2 separate regions of the Homo sapiens genome follow, and region 2 is linked to region 1. A link is an interaction called in ENCODE POLR2A ChIA-PET data of the cell type or tissue named here. Cell type or tissue: OCI-LY7. All regions are shown on one strand. Each heading gives the region's core, and the rest is flanking DNA. Links, peaks and the distances in the headings are about the cores only.

What was found. Peaks named below come from ENCODE experiments on the same cell type or tissue, not always from the same donor. Only the 100,000 strongest peaks of a DNase experiment are listed, where the experiment ranks them.
Region 2: POLR2A ChIA-PET joins it to region 1 with 10 read pairs; 4 of 35 experiments call an interaction of 5 or more read pairs at or near these places.

Annotation. Positions count from the first base shown.
Region 1 is chr7:156,938,314-156,949,269 of GRCh38, reverse strand. LOC105375605 (a long non-coding RNA gene) reads right to left here and starts at 6,713. Exons shown (of 4, transcript XR_001745007.1): 1 at 6,654-6,713; 2 at 6,312-6,542; 3 at 5,965-6,160; 4 at 3,486-4,690. It also overlaps LOC105375604. RefSeq lists enhancers at 1-406, 7,082-7,847. In OCI-LY7, for the core only: no CTCF peak of the experiment used is centred there; no DNase peak of the experiment used is centred there.
Region 2 is chr7:156,837,008-156,847,963 of GRCh38, reverse strand. All of the region lies in intron 1 of LMBR1 (limb development membrane protein 1), which reads left to right. Among named protein-coding and RNA genes, the nearest start is that of LMBR1, 51 kb to the left of the region's middle. In OCI-LY7, for the core only: no CTCF peak of the experiment used is centred there; no DNase peak of the experiment used is centred there.

The sequences.
Region 1 (10,956 bases), core at 1,887-9,886:
GAGCCGAAATGGCGCCATTGCACTCCAGCCTGGGCGACAGAGCGAGACTCCAAAGGGAAATCCTCGCGTATGATGGAGGGGAGACTCCGCGCGGGTCGGCGCGGTGCCGGAGGTTGGCGGCGGCGACGACGCTGGGATGCGCGGGCCCCAGGTTCGTGTCCGCCCAGGACCCAGGAATGCGACCTTATTTGGAAATAGGGCCTTTGCAGATGTGGTCGAGAGGAGCCCTCGTGGGTTAGGACTGGCCCCAGAGCCAGCGTTCTCCTGAGAAGCAGGCTCTGGATACGGACCAGGGAGACGCCTGTGGCCCCCAGGCGGCCGAGGACCCCTGAGGAGCCGGCCCTGCCCAGGCTGGGTTTGGACGCTGGGCCCCGAGGGCAGAGCGTTTGAGGTTCCTCTTTACTGGGTAACTTGAACCGGGAAGCGAACGCAGAGGCCGCGCAGTTTGCGTCTGGATTTTTGGGAAGCCCGGAGGCGCAGGAGCAGCCTCGCCTAGCAGTGAGCTGGGGGAAGACGGGGCTGCTGCTGTGGGGTTCTCGGCCTGACCAGGGGCCGCTTCTCTTCCCGGACAGCTTCAGAAGCTTCATTTCCACAGAGTTCCCACCCTTGACTTAATTTAATTTAATTTAATTTTTTTTCTTTTTTTTTTCTTGAGACCGAGTCTCACTCTGTTGCCCAGGCCGGAGTGCAATGGCGGACCAAAGTGCTGGGATTACAGGCAAGCCACCGCGCCCGGCCCGTCCTTGACTTTAAAATGATTTAATTTTTGTCAACTTGTCAGCTCAAAATGGCATCTTGTCATTTAGTTCCTGATGAGAGTGGGTGTCTTTGTTCACTGGCCATTTGTATTTCCTCCTCTGTTTATGGCCTTTGTCCATTTTCCTTATAGGTTTTACGAATTTTTTTAAATATAAAATTTATTTAATATAAATTTAAAGTAGAGACAGGGTCTCCCTGTGTTGTCCAGGCAGGTCTCAAACTCCTAAGCTCAAATCCTAAAGTATTGGGATTACAGGTGTGAGCCACCACACCCGGCAAGGAATTCTTTACAAATAAAAAATTTTGAATAATCCTCTGTATCTCCTATGTGCAAATATTTTCCTCTCTCAAATATTTAAGGTACTTTAAAAAAATAAGTAATTTAATTTTTAATAAGCAATATACTCTATGTACAGGGTCCAAAATTCAAAAGGTACAAAAAGATATAAATGAAAAGGTCAATTTCTGTGCTGTGCCTGTCCACAAGCCACCCAGTTCTCCTTCCATGAAGCAGCAATATATCATTCTGAAGTGATCTTCCCAATAGATTCTATACTCAATGAAGCATAAATAGGTGTGTGTGCTGTGTCTCATGAGTGCTAGTTTACAAAACACTGTTCCACATCTTGCTTTTTTCATTTAACAATGTATCTTGTAGACCATCCTGCAGCAGAGGGAGGGACCAATGGACCTTCCCTGCCACCATCATAGCTGCCTGGATTATTGCAAAGGCCTCTGTCTGGTCTCTCCACTTTCATCCCCTCAACCCTTCAGTCTGCTCTCCACATAGCAGCCAAAGGCATGCTTTTAAAATATGAAAATAGGACCACGTGGCTGCGTGCCAGCTCACTCTCCAGGAACGCTGGAGGTCCTGCTGGATCTGCCCTCACCTCATCTCCTGACCCTGTCTCCCCTCTCTCCCGCCGCTTCCCGCCGCTTCCCCCCGCTCCAGCGCAGGCACAGGCTCCTGGTCCTTTCTGATCCCAGCCTTTGCTCAAAAGTCTCAGCGAGTCCATCCTGACAACCCTGTTTGAGGCTGCAGCAGCCTCAAAATCCTGTTTCCTGTCATCCTATTTCCTTGGCACTTCCCTCCCCATTTGACTTATGTGTTTGTTGTCTCCTTCTCACCAGGGCATGACTTCTGGTCTGTGGATTTGTCCCCAGGGTTAGTGGCACTCGGTAAATAGACATGAATGAATGGATGCTTTGTTATTTTTTATTGGCTGCAAAGTCAGTGATGGAGAGGCCGTCCATCATTTAGTGACACAGCCCCTGCTGATAGTTTTTATTCCCACACATTCATACTAAAAATGATGCTACAATGAATAGCTTTCCACACACAGCATTTCATGTGAGAGTACAGTTTAAGGGATATATTCTTAGAAGTGTGTGAATTCTGAAATTGATGGTGTGTATTTTGTAAATTTGATAAATATTGCTTAAGGACCATCCATGGAAGTTGCATCAATGAATGAAAGTTATGAAACTTATCTTTGCCAATTTGATGGAAGAAAAAAATCTCATTAAGTTGAATTTGCATGTTCCTCAGTAAAAGTGGAGCTGACCATCCTTCATATGCTTATGAGCCATTTCCATTTCATTTCTGCAAAATTGCGATTCATATCCTTTGCCCATTTTTCTATGGTTTATGACAGTCTTTTCTTACAGAAGCTCTTTACATATTAAGGAAATTGGCTCTTGTTCATGACATGTTGCAAATATGTATTTTTCTCTAGTTGACTAGTTTCATTTTTATTTTTTTGCCATGGACGATTAAAATTTCTTTTGCATTGTTAAAATTATCAGTCTTTATGACTTCTAAAGTTTTGTATTATACTTTGAAAGCTCTTCCCCACTCAAGGATTTTTTTTTAAAGATTCCCCCCCTTCCTTTTAGAGATGAAGTTCTCTCGATGTTGCCCAGGCTGGAATGCAGTGGCTCTTCACAGGCAGGATCATAGCTTACCATGGCCTCAAACTCCTGGGCTCCAGTGATCCTCCCACTTCAGCCATCCTGCCCAGCTATTTTTATTTTTGTTTTTTAAGGGATGCTATGTTGCCTAGACTGGTCTCAAACTCCTGGCCTCAAGTGATCTTCCCGCCTCAGCCTCCTGAGTATCTGAGATTACAGTCACGAGCCACCATACCTGGCTCCTAAAATACTTAATCTTTGACCAATGTATTTTTTATTTTGATGTATAAAACAAGGTAAGACCAACCTATTTTTTCCCCAGAAAATGCCAATGCCAGTACATTTTAATGAAAAATCTACCTTTTCTCCACCAATTTGAAACACCATCTTGATAATACAGCAGTTTTTAAAATGTATTTGAGCCTATCTCTGGGCTCTCTTTTTCCTAATCTTCCAGCATGTGTATGCCTCGGTGCTCTACTGCTTTAACTATTATGGCTCTATAACGTAGTTTAATATCAGTCTTCTCATTCCTTGTTACTCTTCATTTTCGTAATTGTTTTCTTTAGTGCTTTTGTTTTAAAAAAAACTTTATCTTTATTTTTATATATTTTTTGGAGACAGGGCCTTGCTCTGTTGCCCAGGCTGGAGTGCCATGGCATGATCATAGCTCACTGCAGCCTCGCCCTTCTGGGCTCGAGTGATGCTCCCTTCTCAACTTCCCAAGTAGCTGGGACTACAGGTGCATGCCACCATGCCTGGCTAATTTATTTTATTTTATTTTTTTAGTATAGAGGAGTTCTTGCTATGTTGCCCAGGCTGGTTTCAAACTCCTAAGTGCAAATGGTCCTCCTGCCTCAGCCTCCCAAAGTACAGTGATTACCAGTGACAGCCATTGCACCCAACTTAAAAAGCGAACTTTAGAATTAACGATCATCCATGAAAAATGCTGTTGGTATTTTAACCGGGGTTGTGTTTAATTTGTAGACTAAACTGAGATGAGGTCTGAACTGGTGGAAAGATGAATAGAATATTTATGATGTTAAATCTTCCTCTCTAAGGACAGTATATACCTTCCATTCATTCAGACAGTCTGTGTTCTCTTCATATAGGTTGTGCATACGTTTCTTGCAGAATTTATTCTTAAGTGTCTTATCACTCTGTTTTTGTCAATGGGATCATTACATCTTCTAACATGTATGAAGAGTGTGTGCTCATCCAAAAATCTGGGCCTCTGTTATTAGAGAACATGAAAAGAACAGATATTGGGGACAATCAGCTTTCCCTGTCCCAACCTTCTCCTTTCCAACTTTTATCTGTCTCGTTTTTCTCCGAATTGCCTCGCTAACTCCTGCAGCACAAGTGTCCTGGTGCCCTGGGCTCCCTGTCTTGGAGGAGGAGGAGGGGGAGGGGCGTGTCCTGGAAAAGGCGGGGGATGGGGGGACCCTGACTCAGAGGGGCATTTCTGATGCCTGAGAGGATGTGGGACTTCCCATGGACAATGCGGGAGGAGGTGAGGGCTTCTGAATGAGCCTGGCACATGGCACAGTGAGCTTGCCTGGCTGGAGTGGAGGATGGGCATCGGGCAGAAGGAAAGCCAAGCTGGGCAGCAAGAGCATGTATCCCACCTGCAGTGGACAGAAGCTGTGCAGATGGCTTCCCAAGCCTCGTCCTTCATCCTCACGGCAGCCACCATGTGAGGTGCAGACCACGTCTTCATTGTGCAGGGAAAGGCTCTGAAGCACAGATGGGCACAATTCCGCCTGAAGGCGGGCCCTGGTGTCTGCCCATCTATGGTCTGCGGTGGTCCAGGCTGAGTCTCCAGGGAGCTGGGGGTGTTTGGAGCAGGGAAGGGACCCAGAAGGAAAGGGGGGGTGCTGTGGAGTGACCAGGAAGAATGTGGGCTTTTTCTGTTTCCTGGGAGCTCTGGTGAGGTTTGTAGGTGATGAGCTCCCCCTCTTTTCCGTCCAGGAGCTGCAGGATCTGCCAAGAGAGGCTGGGGAGGTCCTGAGACCCTTCCCTGTCAGAGAAGAAGAGGCAGAGGGTGGCAAGGGCGTAAGCATGGCTTTCTCACCCATTCCCAGGGGACAGGAGGCATCGGGAGAGTGTCCTGCGTGGGGGAACTGTCAGAGGGGAGGATGACATCGTGCCCCCTGCACCTCCAGCCCCCAATAATGTGAGGATGCGCTAAGTTAGGGAAGTGAGGAAAAGGCCCCACTCCTCCTAGCAGATTTCTGAACTGAGGTGAGGTCTGAACTGGTGGAAAGATGAAATTTTGATTTCAGTCTAGCTGGAATTTATTTTAAAAATCTGCAAAGGATGCTGTTCTAAAGCTGAAAAGTGACTGGAAAAGCTCTGAGATGCACCTGGGGTGTTGTCTAGAAGTGGGGAAGGAAGCTCTGGCACAGAAGTTCGGGAAGTGTGGGGAGACAGAAATTCATTTCCCCCCATTCAGAGGGCCAGGCGCAAGTTTCTGCTGAACACTCTCCCGTCTCTTCCAACCTACACCTACAGCCCTGCATCTTCTCACTGAAAACATTTCCATCTTCTGGGTCAACAGCCGCACTTTTTGTGGTGTGTAGAAACGAGATACAGGGGCCCCCAACACCCAGTGTGTTGGGTGCTGTACAGGAGTGAGCGTTGGCGGCAGCCGGGGCTCGGCTCACCGCCTCAGGGTACTGTGTGTACACAGGAGTCAGGAGTAAGTCACTTTCCCAGCCCGTGAGGCATCATTTTAGAGCTGGTTTCTCTACTGTACCAATGTCCCTGTTCTGCCTGGCCTTTGTCTGCAGCCCTGCTCCCTTCCCTGGCTGTCACCATTCCAGGAGCTGCCCTCCTGTGCTCTGCACTGCTCCCATCCACCTGTCCCCGCCCCAGACTGTGGGTGGGAGCCCGACCTGCACTCTGGCTGTGCTGGAACAAAGCGTCAGGGCTTGGTCACCATCAGCCGCTGACCACGGTCTGCTCGGGCTGCTGGGAGACCAGGCTGTGCTGGGGAGTTCCCGGGGATCCTGGCGCCTGCCAGGAACCTGAGCTAGGTAGGTGGGAAGTAGTTGTGAGCAAGACTTACGGCCTCACGGTGATGGGAACAGGAAGGTTCAGCTGCCAGATGCACACAGAGTAGTCAGCAGCGCGGCCCTGGGCTCTCAGGCTTGGGGTGAAACCCTGATCTCCCCATTTCCAGCCACGTGGCCTTGCTCACCTCTCCAGCCTGGGTCTATCTGTGGAATGGGATGCGGTGGTGCCGACGCCACGGGGCTGTTATAAAAATGCTCGTTTCAGCTTGGAACTTACACCGGCCCTCCCCGTGCTCCCTGAGTGGCTGCTGTGCTGGGCCTGAGGGCTGCTTGCTCCTTCCCTCACTGTTCCCAAGCTGTCGGCTGCCCTCTGAGGTCTTCATTTGGGGGCGGTTGTACTGAGACGTCTGCGGACTCAGGCTCCGCGAGGGTGCGTTCTCCTGGGGTCTCAGCTCCTTGGTCTGACGGTGAGTCTTTCAGAGGCTGAAGGGTGACGGGCTCCACAAACACCTCCCCACACTGCTCATCCCGCAGGCTTTGCCACTCGGTTCATGGAGAGGAGCCTGGGGGGAGCCAGGATTCCCGTAGCTCCCAGCCTGAGAGGAGGGTGCCGGCCCGCCGCACCTTCAGCTGGGGCCTGTTTCTGTGTGTCAAGGCCGCCAGGTGAGTCAGCGGAGCGGGAGAGCTCTCCTCCCGCCCAGCCTCACGCCTGCCGCACTGGCTGAGCTCCCCGCGCCGTAGACCAGGGCCTCCCCCGGGGTTGCACCGCTGGTGCTCCCGGAACCCAGGCCCCTCCTTCAGTCCTCCTCCGCGACTCACTGGGGAAAAGGAGCCCGCAGCCTCGCTGCCATCCCGCTCCACAGGAACCCCATGAGTGAAAATCGATTACTTGCGCCGAGTGCTCAGCCGGGGTCTGGCGCACAGAACGGCTCAGTGGTTGGTGGTGAACTCCCTGAGGCCGCTGACCTGCGTGAGTTTTCTGTCTGTGATCGTTCTCTGAGGCCTGGCCGGTGGCCGCTGGGCCATCTGCGCTGGTTCTGATCTCCTGGGGTGGAGGTTTCTTTGCTCTGAAGCCAGGACTTCTAATACTTTGTGGGGGATTTTTCTTTTTTTTTTAGACGGAGTCTCGCTCTGTCGCCCAGGCTGGAGTGCGGTGGCGCGATCTCGGCTCGCTGCAAGCTCCGCCTCCCGGGTTCACGCCATTCTCCCGCCTCAGCCTCCCGAGTAGCTGGGACTACAGGTGCCCGCCACCACACCCGGCTAATTTTTTGTATTTTTAGTAGAGACGGGGTTTCACCGTGTTAGCCAGGATGGTCTCGATCTCCTGACCTCTTGATCCACCCGCCTCGGCCTCCCAAAGTGCTGGGATTACAGGCGTGAGCCACCGCGCCCGGCCTATGTGGGAGATTTTTCAACCGAAGATCCTAACATGAGGGAGGCCTAATGTGAGCATTTTTGGCTGCTCCCCACTTGAAAGACCCCTGCATCTGTGACCCTGCAGATGCCAGCGCACCTTGTCACCCAGTCGTGCCTCTTCACCCAGCGCGCGCCTCGTCACCCAATCGCGCCTCGTCACCCATTCGCGCCTCGTCACCCAATCGCGCCTCGTCACCCAGTCGCGCCTCGTCACCCATTCGCGCCTCGTCACCCAATCGCGCCTCGTCACCCAATCGCGCCTCGTCACCCAGTTGCGCCTCGTCACCCATTCGCGCCTCGTCACCCGGTCGCGCCTCGTCACCCAATTGCGCCTCGTCACCCATTCGCGCCTCACCCAGTCGCGCCTCGTCACCCAACGACACCTCGTCACCCAGCGCACACCTCTTCACCCAGCGTGCGCCTCGTCACCCATTCGCGCCTCATCACCCAGTTGCGCCTCGTCACCCGACACCTCGTCACCCAGCACGCGCCTCGTCACCCAGCATGCACCTCGTCACCCAATCGCGCCTCGTCACCCATTTGCGCCTCGTCACCTGGTCACGCCTCGTCACCCATTCGTCACCCAGTCGCGCCTCGTCACCCAACGACACCTCGTCACCCAGTCGTGCCTCATCACCCAGCACGCGCCTCGTCACCCAGCATGCGCCTCGTCACCCAGTCGCGCCTCGTCACCCAGTCGCACCTCGTCACCCATTCGCGCCTCATCACCCAGTCGCGCCTCATCACCCAGTCGCGCCTCGTCACCCAACGACACCTCGTCACCCAGCGCACACCTCTTCACCCAGCGCACACCTCTTCACCCAGCGTGCTCCTCGTCACCCAATCGCGCCTCGTCACCCATTTGCGCCTCGTCACCCAGTCGCGCCTCGTCACCCAGCACGTGCCTCGTCACCCAGCATGCGCCCTGTCACCCAATCGCGCCTCGTCACCCATTCGCGCCTCGTCACCCAATGACACCTCGTCACCCAGCGCACACCTCTTCACCCAGCGTGCTCCTCGTCACCCAATCGCGCCTCGTCACCCAGTCGCGCCTTGTCACCCAGTCGCGCCTCGTCACCCAATCGCGCCTCGTCACCCATTCGCACCTCGTCACCCAGTCGCGCCTCGTCACCCAATCGCGCCTCGTCACCCATTCGCGCCTCGTCACCCAACGACACCTCGTCACCCAGCGCACACCTCTTCACCCAGCGTGTGCCTCGTCACCCAATCGCGCCTCGTCACCCATTCGCGCCTCGTCACCCGGTCGCGCCTCGTCACCCGGTCGCGCCTCGTCACCCGGTCGCGCCTCATCACCCAGTCGCATGGGAAAGAGTCCTATTTCCACAGTCCTGGGTAAAGGGGCTCGGAGTGGGGAAATGGGAGGCTCTGCCACCTGGCTGGACAGGAGAGGAATGCAAACATGAACCAGCGCATTGATGATGCTGAGGTCGGTTTGTGGGGTGCAGGTGGCACACACTAGGGTCTGAAGGGCAGCAAGAGTGCCGGGCATGAGGAGACCTGCGTGAGACATGCGGCTGGCGAGGTGGCCAGGGCCGGGCGTGAAAGCTCTGCCGATCCGGGAGTGTTTTGTGTTTGTTCTGGGAGCAGCAGGAAGCATGGCCATGTTTTGGGTGGGGCGTGGGTGAGGGTGAGAGAGGGACAGTAACGGCATTGCATTTTCCGCAGGCCACCCTGCAGCCTGCAGGACCTTGCAATCCGGATGGGTGGACAGAAGGCTGTTGTATCCCAGAACGTCCCCCAGCCTGGAAAAAAAGTAGCCACTTGGGGCTCTGATTAGAACAGCTCTTTAAAAATAATAGCCCTGTAATCCCAGCACTTTGGGAGGCTGAGACGAGAGGATGACTTGAGCCCAGGAGTTGGAGACCAGTTTCGGCAACACTGGCAAAACCCCATCTCTAAAAAAATTACAACAATTAACCAGGTGTGGGGGCACATGCCTGTGGTCCCAGCTACTGGGGAGACTGAGGTGGGAGAATCGCTTGAACCTGGGAGATGGAGGTTGTAGCAAGCTGAGATCACGCCACTGCACTCCAGCCTGGGCGACAGAGTGAGACCCTGTCTCAAAAAAAAAGTAATTAAAAGTAATATCATATGTGATTTAAAGTATGACTTGTGGCCAGGCATACTGGCTCACGCCTGTAATCCCAGCAATTTGGGAGGCCAAGGTGGGTGAATCACTTGAGGTTAGGGGTTCGAGACCAGTCTGGCCAACATGGTGAAACCGCAACTCTACTAAAAGTACAAAAATTAGCTGGGCGTGGTGGCGCATGCCTGTAATCCCAGCTACTGGGGAGCCTGAGGTGGGAGAATTGCTTGAACCTGGGAGATGGAGGTTGTAGCAAGCTGAGATCACACCACTGCACTCCAGCCTGGGTGACAGAGTGAGACTCTGTCTCAAATAATAATAATAATAATAATAATAATAATAATAATAATAATAATAAAGTGTAACTTTTGACTCAGGTTCACAATTTTTTTGTTTTAATGCATCAATTTATTGGTCGATTACCTTAACATGTTGAGTTTTTTTTTCTGGTTGCAAAGATAATTCGTGATTATTATAAAAATTGAAATGTTACAATTATGTATATAAAATGTAGAAGGAAAAGTCCACCATAAGTTCTTCCTTCCAGAAATGCATATCTTTCTGGATATGTGATGTGTATATTAACTTGCATTATTATTTTTTTAAACCAATGTAGGATATACTGTTTCTGATGTTCCCGCTTGCTTTTGGTCATCTGGGTCCTGGCTACCTGGCGCAGGGCCCCAGGGTGGCAGCAGCTGTGCACCTGCAGGCTATGAGAAGTGCAGCCCCTCAGGCCCTCCCCAGACCCTGAGGCAGAGTCTACATTCTCACAGCCTCCCTGGATGATTCGCTTGCACACTGGAGTCGGAAAGTCTGGATCCCTCACTCTTTTCAGTGGCTTTATGGATGTGATTTATGTAACCAATCCGGTAATGGGGAATATTTTATTGTTTTCTTTTAACAACGTACATTTTTTTTATACTATTACAAAATGCTATAGTAGGCCAGGTGCAGTGGCTCACGCCTGTAATCCCAGCACTTTGGGAGGCCGAGGTGGGTGGGTCACCTGAGGTCAGGAGTTCGAGATCAGCCTGGCCAATATGATGAAAACCCGTCTCCACTAAAAATACAAAACTTAGCTGGGCGTGGTCGCGCACGCCTGTAGTCCCAGCTACTAGAGAGGCTGAGGCAGGAGAATCGCTTGAACCCGGGAGGCAGAGGTTGCTGTGAGGCGAGACTGTACTACTGCACGCCAGCCTGGGTGACAGAGCGAGACTCCATCTAAAAAAAAATGCTATAGTAAACTTCCCTTTGTGTATTTTGCAGAGTTGTGCAAATTTTACAAGAATTTCCTTCTGGAAATTGCTTAGGGAAAGGTAGGAATATTATTTTTAAATTTAACAGATAATGCCAAATTTCCAACCCAAAAGCTGTGCCGGTTTGCACTCCCAGGGAGAGTAAGCACCCATCCCCCACACCCTCCCTATACCGAGTGGTCTCAGGCGGTTTCGTCTTTTCCCAGTAACATGAGGTCAGCCTCCTGGAGAGGGGAGAAGCCCTGACTCCACCGTCCCCAAGTCCCCAAACTTCCCCTTCTTCAATGTCCCATTCCCCTCCTCAAATCATTCAGTGGCTGCATGTGTACCAGGAGTGCCGGGTTCCTTCATGCTTGGCCTTTAAGGCCATTCTGGACTCCTCCCCGCCCACCCAACACACACATTGACTACTTTTTTTAATTTTTTTTTTGAAGAGACAGGGTCTCACCATGTTGCCCAAGCTGGCCTCAAACTCCTGGGCTCAAGT
Region 2 (10,956 bases), core at 1,449-9,448, 100 kb after region 1:
CCTGTGCAAGTTCTTGTGTGGATAGTTTTCAACTTTTTTGGGTAAATACCAAATCTAACGGGATTGCTGAATCATATGGTAAGAGTGTTTTTAGTTTTGTAAGAAACTGCCAAGTTATCTTCCAAAGTGGCTGTGCCATTTTGTATTCCCACTAGCAATTAATGAGAGTTCTTGTTGCCCCACATCCTCACCAGCATTTGGTGGTGTTCGTATTCTGGATTTTAGTCATTCTAATAGGTGTGTCATCACAGGTATCTTGTTGTTTTACTTTGTGTTGATGTGGAGCATCTTTTTGTGTGCTTATTTGCTATCTGCGTATCTTCACTCATGAGGTCTTTGGCCATTTTTCAATAGGACTGTTTGTTTTCTTGTGGTTGAACTTTCAGAGCTCTTTATATGTTTTGCATAGTAGTCCTTTATCAGAGGAGTCTTTTGCAAATATTTTCTCCCAGCCTGTGATTCTCTTTTCATTCCCTTGACAGTGTCTGTTGCAGAGCACAAGTTTTAAGTTTTAGTAAAGTCTAGCTTATCAATTCTTTCTTTCATGGATCATGCCTTTGGTGCTGTATCTAAAAAGCAATCCCCAAACCCAAGGCCATCTAGATTTTCTCCTTTGTTATCTTCTAGGAGTCTCACAGTTTTGTGTTTTGCATTTAGGTTTGTAATCATCATCCATTTTGAGTTAATTGTTGTGAAGTGTATAAGGTCTATGTCTAGATTCATTTTTATGCATGTGGATGTCCAGTTGTTTCAGCACCATTTGTTGAAAAGGTGATCCTTTCTTCATTATATAGCCTTTGCTCTTTTTGTCAAAGATCAGTTGATCGTATTTATGTGGGTATATTTCTGGGCTGTCTTTTCTGTGGATCTATATTTATATTTGTCTGTGTTTTTCCATCAATGTCATGCTGTCTTAATTATTGTAGCCTTATAATGTTTTGAAACTGGGTAGTGTCAGTCCTCTTTCTTCTTTTTAAAATTAATTTTGTTTATATGCATAATTGTATGTTTATGGGGTATAGTGTGATGTTTCAGTGCATGTATGTGTACATTGTGTAATGATCAAAAAGGGGCAGTTAGCATGTCCATTACCTCAAACTCTTATCATTTCTTTGTGGTGATAACTTTCAAGATACTCGTTTCTAGCTGTCTTGAACTATACAATACATTGTTATTAGCTATAGCCACCCTACTATGTAATAGATGACTTTGTTTTTTTCCTTCAATATTGTGTTGACTATTCTGGATCTTTTGCTTCTCCATGTAAAATTTAGAATCAGTTTGTTGATATCTACAAAATAACTTGCTGGGATTGTAATTGTAATCGCACTGAATGTATAGATGAAGTTGGGAAGAACCGACATCTTGACAATATTGAGTCTTCCTATACATGAACATGCAATCTCTCTCCACTAATTAAGTTCTTTGATTTCTTTCAGAGTTTTATAGCTTTCTTATACAGATTCTGTACATATTTTGATAGATTTATAGTTAAGTATTTTGCTTTGGTGGAATGCTAATATAAATAGTGTTTTACATTTATGTATTTATTTACATTAAATTAATTAATGAGACAGGGTCTCACTCTGTTGCCAGGCTGGAGTGTAGTGGCATGATTATGGCATGATTTATCTTTGCATATTTGGCATCTTTGTTTTTGTTGTTGTTGTTTGTTTGTTTTTTTAAAAGACAGGGTTTCTATCTGTCATCCAGGCTGGAGTGCAGTGGCATGAGCAATAGCTGTGCACTGCAGCCTTGAACTCCTGAGCTTGAGTGACATCCTCCTGCCTAAGCCTCCTGAGTAGCTGGCACTACATGTTCATGCCGGCTAATTTTTAAAAAATTGTAAATTATTTTTGCAGAGATGGGGTCTCTCTAGGTTGCCCAGGGTGTCGTTAAGTGATCACTTTTGGTCTCAAGTGATCTTCCTGCCTCAGCCTCTTGAGTAGCTAGGATTATAGGTGTGAGCCACTGTTCCTGTTTTGTTTTTTTTTTTCTGAGGTATTTTGGTACTGTGCTTTTTGGTACATGAAGATTCATGACAGTTCTTTTCCCATTGTGGTTTACACCATTCTTCCTTAAGTGCCCTACTTTGTCTTACTTCACACTTTTGCCTTAAATTCAGCCTTGTCTGAGAGAAGAATAAATTGAATTGGGCACAGTCGTTCACACCTGTAATCTCAGCTACATGGCGAATGGAAGTGGGGGATCACTTGAGCCCAGGAGTTCAAGGCTGCAGTAAACTGTGATTGTGCCACTGCGCTTCAGCCTAGGTGACAGAGCAAAACCCTGTCTCTTAAAAAAAAAAATTTCAACCCATCTTTCTTTTTTGTTACCATCAGTCTGGTATGTCTCTGTTTATTTTGTGATTTTCAACCCTTCTGAGTCACTTTGTTTTAAGATATGTATCATTCTATCAGTGTTTTCTTTTAATAGTTTTTCCCGTTTACTATTATTGATTTAAATATGTCTCATCTTTATTACATTATTATCTTCATAACTATTTTTGTCTTCCTGTCTTTTACTACATAGTCTGGATTTTTCTATTTTATTTTTCTTGTTGTTAGGGTAATTTCAAAGAAGTGTATTTTTAATTTTAATTATTTTAGTGGGTAGCTTATTATTTATTTATTTGGAGACGGAATCTTGCTCCATTGCCCAGGCTGCATTATCTGTGACCTCTCTGCTATGGAATATAAGATTATTGGTTTAAAAATAGTTCACTTGCTTTCTCTCTCAGGATTTTGTTATTTTTAATTTTTTATTGATACATATTAGATGTATATATTCTTGGGGTACACATGATAATTTGATACATTCAAATAATCAGGGCAATTGGTATATCCATCATGGGTTTTGTTAGAAATGTGTTGGTGATAGCAGTCCTTGAACCCACTTTGTACTCATCACTCTTTTATGATACTTATTCTTCACTTGAAATTAGTTGAAGCCGATAGGCCTTAAATGAAAGGCTGGGTGGTACAATTTGATTATAACGCACCAGTCTGAATTTAGATTCAGGTGTGATTCCTCAAATTTAAGAATATTAGTTTTTAACAATGTATATTAAAGGTACTATTCAGTTACTTATGACTGTGTCACCTCTCAAGTGCCTAGCCATTCTTGATCAGCAGCATCAGGACTAAAGCCATGCTGCCTCCTTCTTCCAGGGCTGCGTTGCCTTCTTTCTGGGCTAGCTAGCACAGTAGGACATGCATCCCAGTGGGTATTTTGCTGTGAGCTCTGAAATAGGGCATGGCTGTTCCTTCCCTGACCAGGAGCAAAGCTCAATTTGTTCACAGTATCACAAGATGCCAGAATAGAGCCCATCTTTTTTTTTTTTTTTTTCATTCAGGTGTACTTCACTTTTAGTGATGAGAAGCTGGACTGTTTTTTTCTTTTTTTTGGTTAGGAATTTCCTTTCATCCTGGACAAAGGGAGAATAGGCATCATTATAGCTTTCTTTTATTTCACTCATCCCTCTGACTCTGTCTCTGGAAGAGACTTACAACTTTAGAGTAGAACCTACTCCTCGTCCTACTTTTGAAACTAGAAACACAGTCTAATGAGTTCTGTGATTTTTGTTTTGGTCTGTTATAGTTGTATTCTTATTTTCATAGTGTGTAGCTTTTTTTTGTGTGAGACGGAGTCTTGTTCTGTCACCCAGGCTGGAGTGCAGTGGCGTGATCTTGGGTCACTGCAACCTGCTTCTCCCGGGTTCAAGCGATTCTCCTGCCTCACCCTCCTGAGTAGCTAGTATTACAGGCGTGTACCACCATCCTGGCTAATTTTTGTATTTTTTGTAGAGACGGGGTTTCTCCATGTTGGCCAGGCTGGTCTTGAACTTTTGACCTCAGGTGATCCACCCACCTCGGCCTCCCAAAAGTACTGGGATTACCGGTGTGAGCCACCATGCCTGGCCCTAATGTATGACTTTTATTTCAATAATAATACTTACATTTGTTTTTAAATTATTAGCCTTACTTGTACTCTTAAATGTATTATTTTCCATTAGTCTTATCCAATGCATTTTGGTTACTTGTTTTCCTTTTCTCCATTTTCATGCTTTCTCATCTACCACTTGTGCACTAAATCCCTGAATCTTTTCTTTCTTTTTTTTTTTTTTTTGAGACAGGGTCTTGCTCTGTTGCCCAGGCTGGAGTGCAGTGGCCCCATCTTGGCTCATGACAACCTCCATCTCCCAGGTTCAAGCTATTCTCGTGCCTCAGCCTCCTGAGTAGCTGGGATTACAGGCGTGTGCCACCACACCTGGCTAATTTTTGTGTTTCCGGGTTTCGTCATGTTGGCCAGGCTGGTGTTGAACTCCTGACCTCAAGTGATCCAACTGCGTTAGCCTCCCAAAGTACTGGAATTACAGACGGGAGCCACTGCACCCAGCCTTCCCTGGATTTTATGAAATGATTGTGTTTCACCTTTAAACATAATTTTTAAAAAATTCAGAAACATCCTTTGATCAAAACATTCTATTCTTGCAGCTTCCTTGGTCAAGTGCTTTCGTTGCAGCTACTTCTGTACCGTGAACATTAGGTGATTGAAGTCTTTGTTTCTCCTGTCCATCAGCCTACCCTTAGTTTCAGTTTTCTCCTAATCTACTTTGGTATCATGGCCAGTCACTTCACTCACTCTTGCTAATACCCTAAACCAGTGCTTCTCACACTGTGGTCAGGGGCTTCCTTGGGATTGATGTTGAAATCCTGGGAGTATTTGATGTTACCTATGAAGAGCTTGTGGAGTAAGAATAGATGGGTGCTCATCCCAGAAATTACAGAGAAGATTGTTTAAAGGCTGGCAGGAAAAGGGAAGCTTGTGAGGGAGACTGGGAGAACAACAGAGAGGGAGGAAGACTGCTGACAGAAGTTGCTGCATAGAGCTCAGCAAAAATCATGAAGTGTAATTTTCCTGTTAGGTTTACTGACCACTTTGAGTTGGTCGATGAGTGTGAAGTTTGATGAGTGGCTGGAAGGAGTGAGTGGTGAAAGGTAGAAGTCTGCAAGCACAGGCTATTATTTTGAAGCGCTTGGCTGGAAAGGGGAGGAGAGAGCTAGGATATCTGTTAGAATCATCAAGCTTCTAGTATTTCTTGGGGACTCTACCTGCATCTGCCTCAGCATCTAGGAATCTGGCTCTCATGTTTTACAGCACCACCAGGCTGCCAGCACTGCTGAGGGTTTTAGCTTGGACTTGCCTGGAACTTTAAAGGCCATTTAATCTTACCTTGACTCTTATTTCTATTATATTTGCTCCATTTGTTCTCCCATATGATTTACATACTCCTTCTGGAATAGGAATTAAAAGAAATTAAAAACTGTGTAAGCAAAAACTCAGTTGTATGTCAAAAACCCAGTTCCCCTTGAGGAAGAGAAAGGGCTGGAGTTCTTTAAAATTAACTGCCTGTTTTTCTTTCTGAGGCTAGTGAGCCTTATCTCTCCCTTTCCCAGGCATTGTACAGACACTGTTTCTCTAGCTGCGCAGCTGCAAGGTCACTCAACAGATAATCTCAAGTCTTAAAACGTGTTATTCCTTAAAAAGTAAAAAATAATATAACGCACATCTTAATTAAATAACTGTCTTTGTTTCTCACTTCTATAATACGCTTCCCCCTGTACAAATCTCCCCCCGCCCCACAAAATGCTTAAAAGGTAGCTTGACTCTTTGTTCGGGCCTCAGTCCTTTAGATGTTAATCTGACTGGGTTGGGGCACCTAAATAATTAAATAATTACTCCTCAACCCCATCGGTCTCTCTGATTCCTTATTACCCTGCAGCACTTCTTCCCTCACTCTCCGTATGTATCTGATTTGATGAACTTGCTTCTGTTGCACTGAGGAAATAGATGCCATCAAAAAATGTAGTCATGTCTTTCTGCTTTCACCACACGTAACTACCTGCAACTGAACTGAAATATTCTGTCTCCTCCTTGTTCTCCTCCTTTTTATTTATGGATACATTTTATATCACTCCCACAACTTGAGCACATAACTTCAGCAATTGCTTCTTTTTTCTCTTGCATCAATAATTTTTCTCTCTACTGGATTATTCATATAATCATTTGTAATGCTTTTCATTTTTTAAAAAAACACGTCACAATCCCTTCACATTTTCTTTGCTCCTCTTTATAATCAAACTCCTGGAAAGTTCTGTGTACTTGCATTTCTGTTTCCAACTATTCTTCTTTCTTAATCTGCCTCAGGGTTTTACCTCCACTACTCCATCAAGATAACTCTTGTCAAGGTCACCAGTGACCTCCATGGTGCTAAATCCAGCTGTTAATTCCCAGTCCTCATCTTTCTTGGCCTGTCAGCAGTGTTTGACACTGTCGATGATTCCATTTTCCTAAATAAACTTTCTTCATGTGGCTTTCAAGACATCTAGTCTCTTGGTTTGCCTCCTCCCTTGCTGACTGCTGCTTCTCAGTCAGCTTTTGTGAATCCTTCTGCCAAGCTGATTTCTAAATATTTGAGAGCTCTAGGTCTCTATTCTCAGACTTCTCTTCTCTGGCTATACTTACTCCCTGGGATGGAAATCTCGTCTAGTCTCAGGACTTTAAATATCATCTGCAGATGATTCTAAGGTTTTAAAAAATTTATGGCCTGGCCCTTTCTTCTGAATGGTACAGATTTTTATCCAACTGCCCATCCAGCCTCTTGACCTGAGTGAATTATATGTATGTCAGATTCAACAGTGTTAAGCTATACTTATTTCTCCCTCAAAACTACTCCTCTTCTAATCTTTCCTGAGTCCTGAAATGGCAACTCTGTCTTTCCAGTTTCTCAGGCAAAGAACCTTATATTTATTCTAGCAAATCTTATCATGTCTGCTTTCAAAACGTGCCCAGAATTCCATGTCTTCTGAGCACCTCCTTGCACAGGTCCGAGTGGCTGCTCTCGGCTTCCTGCAGTTCTTTGTTGCCTGCTCTCCTTGCCTCTGTCCTGGCCCTTTTCCAGTTTCTTTTCTTTTTCTTTTTTTTTTTTTTTTTTTTGAGACCGAGTCTTGCTCAGTCGCCCAGGCTGGAGTGCAGTGGCACGATCTCGGCTCATTGCAACCTCTGCCTCCCAGGTTCACGCCATTCTCCTGCCTCAGCCCCCCGAGTAGCTAGGACTACAGACGCCCGCCACGACGCCCGGCTAATTTTTTTTTTTTGTATTTTTAGTAGAGACGGGGTTTCACCATGTTAGTCAGGATGGTCTCGATCTCCTGACCTCGTGATCCACCCGCCTCGGCCTCCCAAAGTGCTGGGATTACAGGAGTGAGCCACCGCGCCCGGCCTCCAGTTTATTTTCTGCATAGCACTTATAGTGAGCCTTTTGCACTGTGTCAGATCCTATCACCCTCTACTCAGAATCCTACAGTGGAATTCTGTCTCACTCAGGGTAAAAACCGACACACAGTACCTGAGTCTTGCGTGACCCGAATAGTGGGCTCCCATTATTTTCTGACCTTGTCTCTTACTTCTGCCCACTCATTGTTTGAGCACACCAGAGCCATTATTGCCTCCGACCCTTGGCACTACTGTTCTCTCTGCCTCAAATCCTCCCCCGTTCCTCTAGATTTCTGCATGTCTTGGCCCTTCTTGTCCCACAACTCTTTCCTCAGATGTCACCTTATTAGTGAGACATGCCCCCACCCCTGCTGGCACTTCCTGTTCCTCTAACGTTGCATAATTATCATACGACACACTTTATATTTATTTATTGTCTTTTTCTCGCAGTGTACTGTAAGCTCCATGAGGGCTATAACTTTGTTCACTGCTATGTCCCAGTTCCTAGAAGAGTGCCTGGTATATAGCAAGCCCACAGTAAAAATTGTTTTTATTTGAATGAATAAAATGTGAATGAATTTAAATCAGCCTCTGTCCTAAATATTAATTCCCTTGGTCATCGAATCTCTCTGACTTTAACCTCATGATTCACTGTGTTTCTGTCTTCTCTCCATTGCTCTTGTAGCCTTACTCAGACTTCATTCCATTGTAAACAATTTCCCCTTATTCTCAACTTCTTAGAAGACCTCTCCATTTACATTTCTTCTCCAAGAGCTGGTTTTCCTCTTTGGCCCATCTTCTACACTCCAGATAATTTTGGGAGAAGGTAGCGATGCTGTTGACATTTTCTTGTCTAGCCAGTGTTCCCAACAGGTACGTGGCTTCCAGTGGCAGGGAATCTTTGATGCCCTTTGGTCCTTTTGGTTGCTGTCAGTACTGTCTTCTGTTTCTCTCCCTTGTGTATTGGGAGAGCTTTGGCACACAGCTAGTAGTCTTCTTCATTCTCCGTTTGTCATTCCTACATGATGATGTGCAGGGAATGTCCACTATCCTGGTCCAAAGTTGTTCTCAGTCATATGGCCACCAGTACTTCTTCAGAAATACACACAAGGGATATTCTCTAGACTTCATCATCACTCAGAATGGTTTCATTTGAGAGTCTTCAATTTTTTTTTCCATGTTCCACAACAAGCTGTGGCAAACCTTTATTTCTAGCACACAGTCTTTGACTGTAACGAGATCTCCTGTTGACCCATCCTTTTTTGTCGGTCTGGCATTCCCCAGATCTGATAGAAATTCAATTGAAATTAAACAATTAACCTGATTAAAAAATGGGCGGCTGGGCACAGTGGCTCACACCTGTAATCCCAGCACTTTAGGAGGCTGACACAGGTGGATCACCTGTGGTCAGGAGTTCGAGACCAGCCTGACCAACATGGTGAAACCCCGTCTCTACTAAAAATACAAAATTAGCCAGGTGTGGTGGTGTGAGCCTGTAGTCCCAGCCACTTGGGAGGCTGAGGCAGGAGAATCACTTGAACCTGGGAGGTGGAGGTTGCAATGAGCCAAGATCGCGCCATTGCACTCCAGTCTGAACAACAAGAGTGAAACTCTGTCCAAAAAAAAAAAAAAAAAAAAGCAAAGGACTAGAATAGATATTTCTCAAAAGAAGACATACAGATGGCCAATAGGTATATGAAAATGTGTTCAACATCACTAATCATCAGGGACATATAAGTCAAAACCACCATGACCTATCACCTCACATCTGTTAGGGTGGCTGTAATCAAAAACACAAAAGATAACAAGGGTTGATGAAGATGTGGCGAGAAGGGAACCCTTGTACATTGTTGGTGGGAATGCAAATTAGTATGGCCGTTATAAAAAACAGTGTGGGGATTCCTCAAAAAATTAAAAATAGAGCTGCCATATGACCCAGCAGTACTTCTGCTGGGTATATATCCAAAAGAAATGAAATCAATGTGTTGAAGAGATACCTGCCCTCCCATGTTCATGACAGCACTGTTCACAATAGTGAAGTTGTTGAATCAACCTAAGTGTCTGCCAGCAGATGAGTGGATCAAGAAAATGTAGTGTATATACACAAGGGAATACTATTCAGCTGTAAAAAAGAAAGAATCTTGTCCTTTGCAGCAAGATGGATGAACCTGGAAGACATTAATTATGTTAAGTAAAATAAGCCAGACACAGAAAGACAAATACTTCATGATCTCACTTAGATGTGAAATTTAAAAATGTTGAACTTTTGGAAACAGTGAGTAGAATGATGGTTGCCAGGGACTAGGGGTGGGGGCTTGGAGAGATGTTGGTCAAAGGGTACAAAATTTCAGTTAGGTAGGAGGAATAAGTTCAAAATCTATTGTATAACATGAAGACTATAATAAATAACAATGTATTATATTTTGAAAATCACTAAGTAGATTTTAAGTGTTCTCATCACAAAAAATTATAAATATTTGAGGTAATGAGTATGCTAATTAGCTTGATTGAGCCATTCCACAATGTATCTTATTTTAAAACATTTTGTACACAGTAAATATGTATAACTTCTATTTGTCAATTAAAAAAGCAAAATTAGGCTGGTTGCAGTGGCCCATGCCTGTAATCCCAGCAGTTTGGGAGGCTCAAGTGGGCAGATCACTTGAGGTCAGGAGTTCGAGACCAGCCTGGCCAACATGGTAAAACCCCATCTTTGCCAAAAAATACAAGAATTAGCCAGGCATGGTGTTGCCTACCTGTATTCCCAGTTACTCGGCAGGCTGAGATGGGAGAATCGCTTGAATCTGGGAGGCGGAGGTTGCAATGAGCCAATATTGTGCCACTGTACTCCTGCCTGAGCAACAGAGTGAGATCCTGTCTCAGAAAAAAAAAAAAAAAAGCAAAATTAAAAATACAGAATTTAATGATATCTTAAAGAAGTCTTTTCTTCAACTGCCTTTTATTTTGATATGGGGTATATCTATTGAATAATTATTTCCCACCTACATTGATTTGTGATTCCATTTGTATGTTAAATTTTTATATAGTGGAAAATGTTTAATGTATCTGTCAATTTTTGGTGCTGGCACATTCTTTAAATGAATTGAAGCTTTTGATAATGTTTTAATATTTGGTTGTGTTAGTAGTTTCCAGTTGACTTTATTTTTCAGAGTTGTCAGTGGTGATGGTCTGATTCTTCACATTTCCACATGATTTTGAAAAACATTGGATCAAGTTACGGAAAGAAAAGTCTCCATTGGGCTTTTTTTTTTTTTCAAATGGTATTAAATGGGGCTAATTGACTAGTTCATATAAATTAATATTTTATTAACACTTTTTTTTTTTTTTTTGAGATGGAGTCTCACTCTTGTTGCCCAGGCTAGAGTGCGATGGTGTGATCTTGGTTCATTGCAACCTCCGCCTCCTGCGTTGAAGAGATTCTCCTGCCTCAGCATCTCGAGTAGCTGGGATTGCAGGTGCACCGCCACCATGCCCTGCTAATATTTTTTTTTTTTGTATTTTTTAGTAGAGACAGGGTTTCATCATGTTGGCCAGGCTGGTCTCAAACTCCTGACCTCAGATGATCCACCCGCCTTGGCCTCCCAAGGTGCTGGGGTTACAGGTGTGAGCCACCATGCCCAGCCTATGTTTTATTAAAACTTTAATGAGTAAAATGTC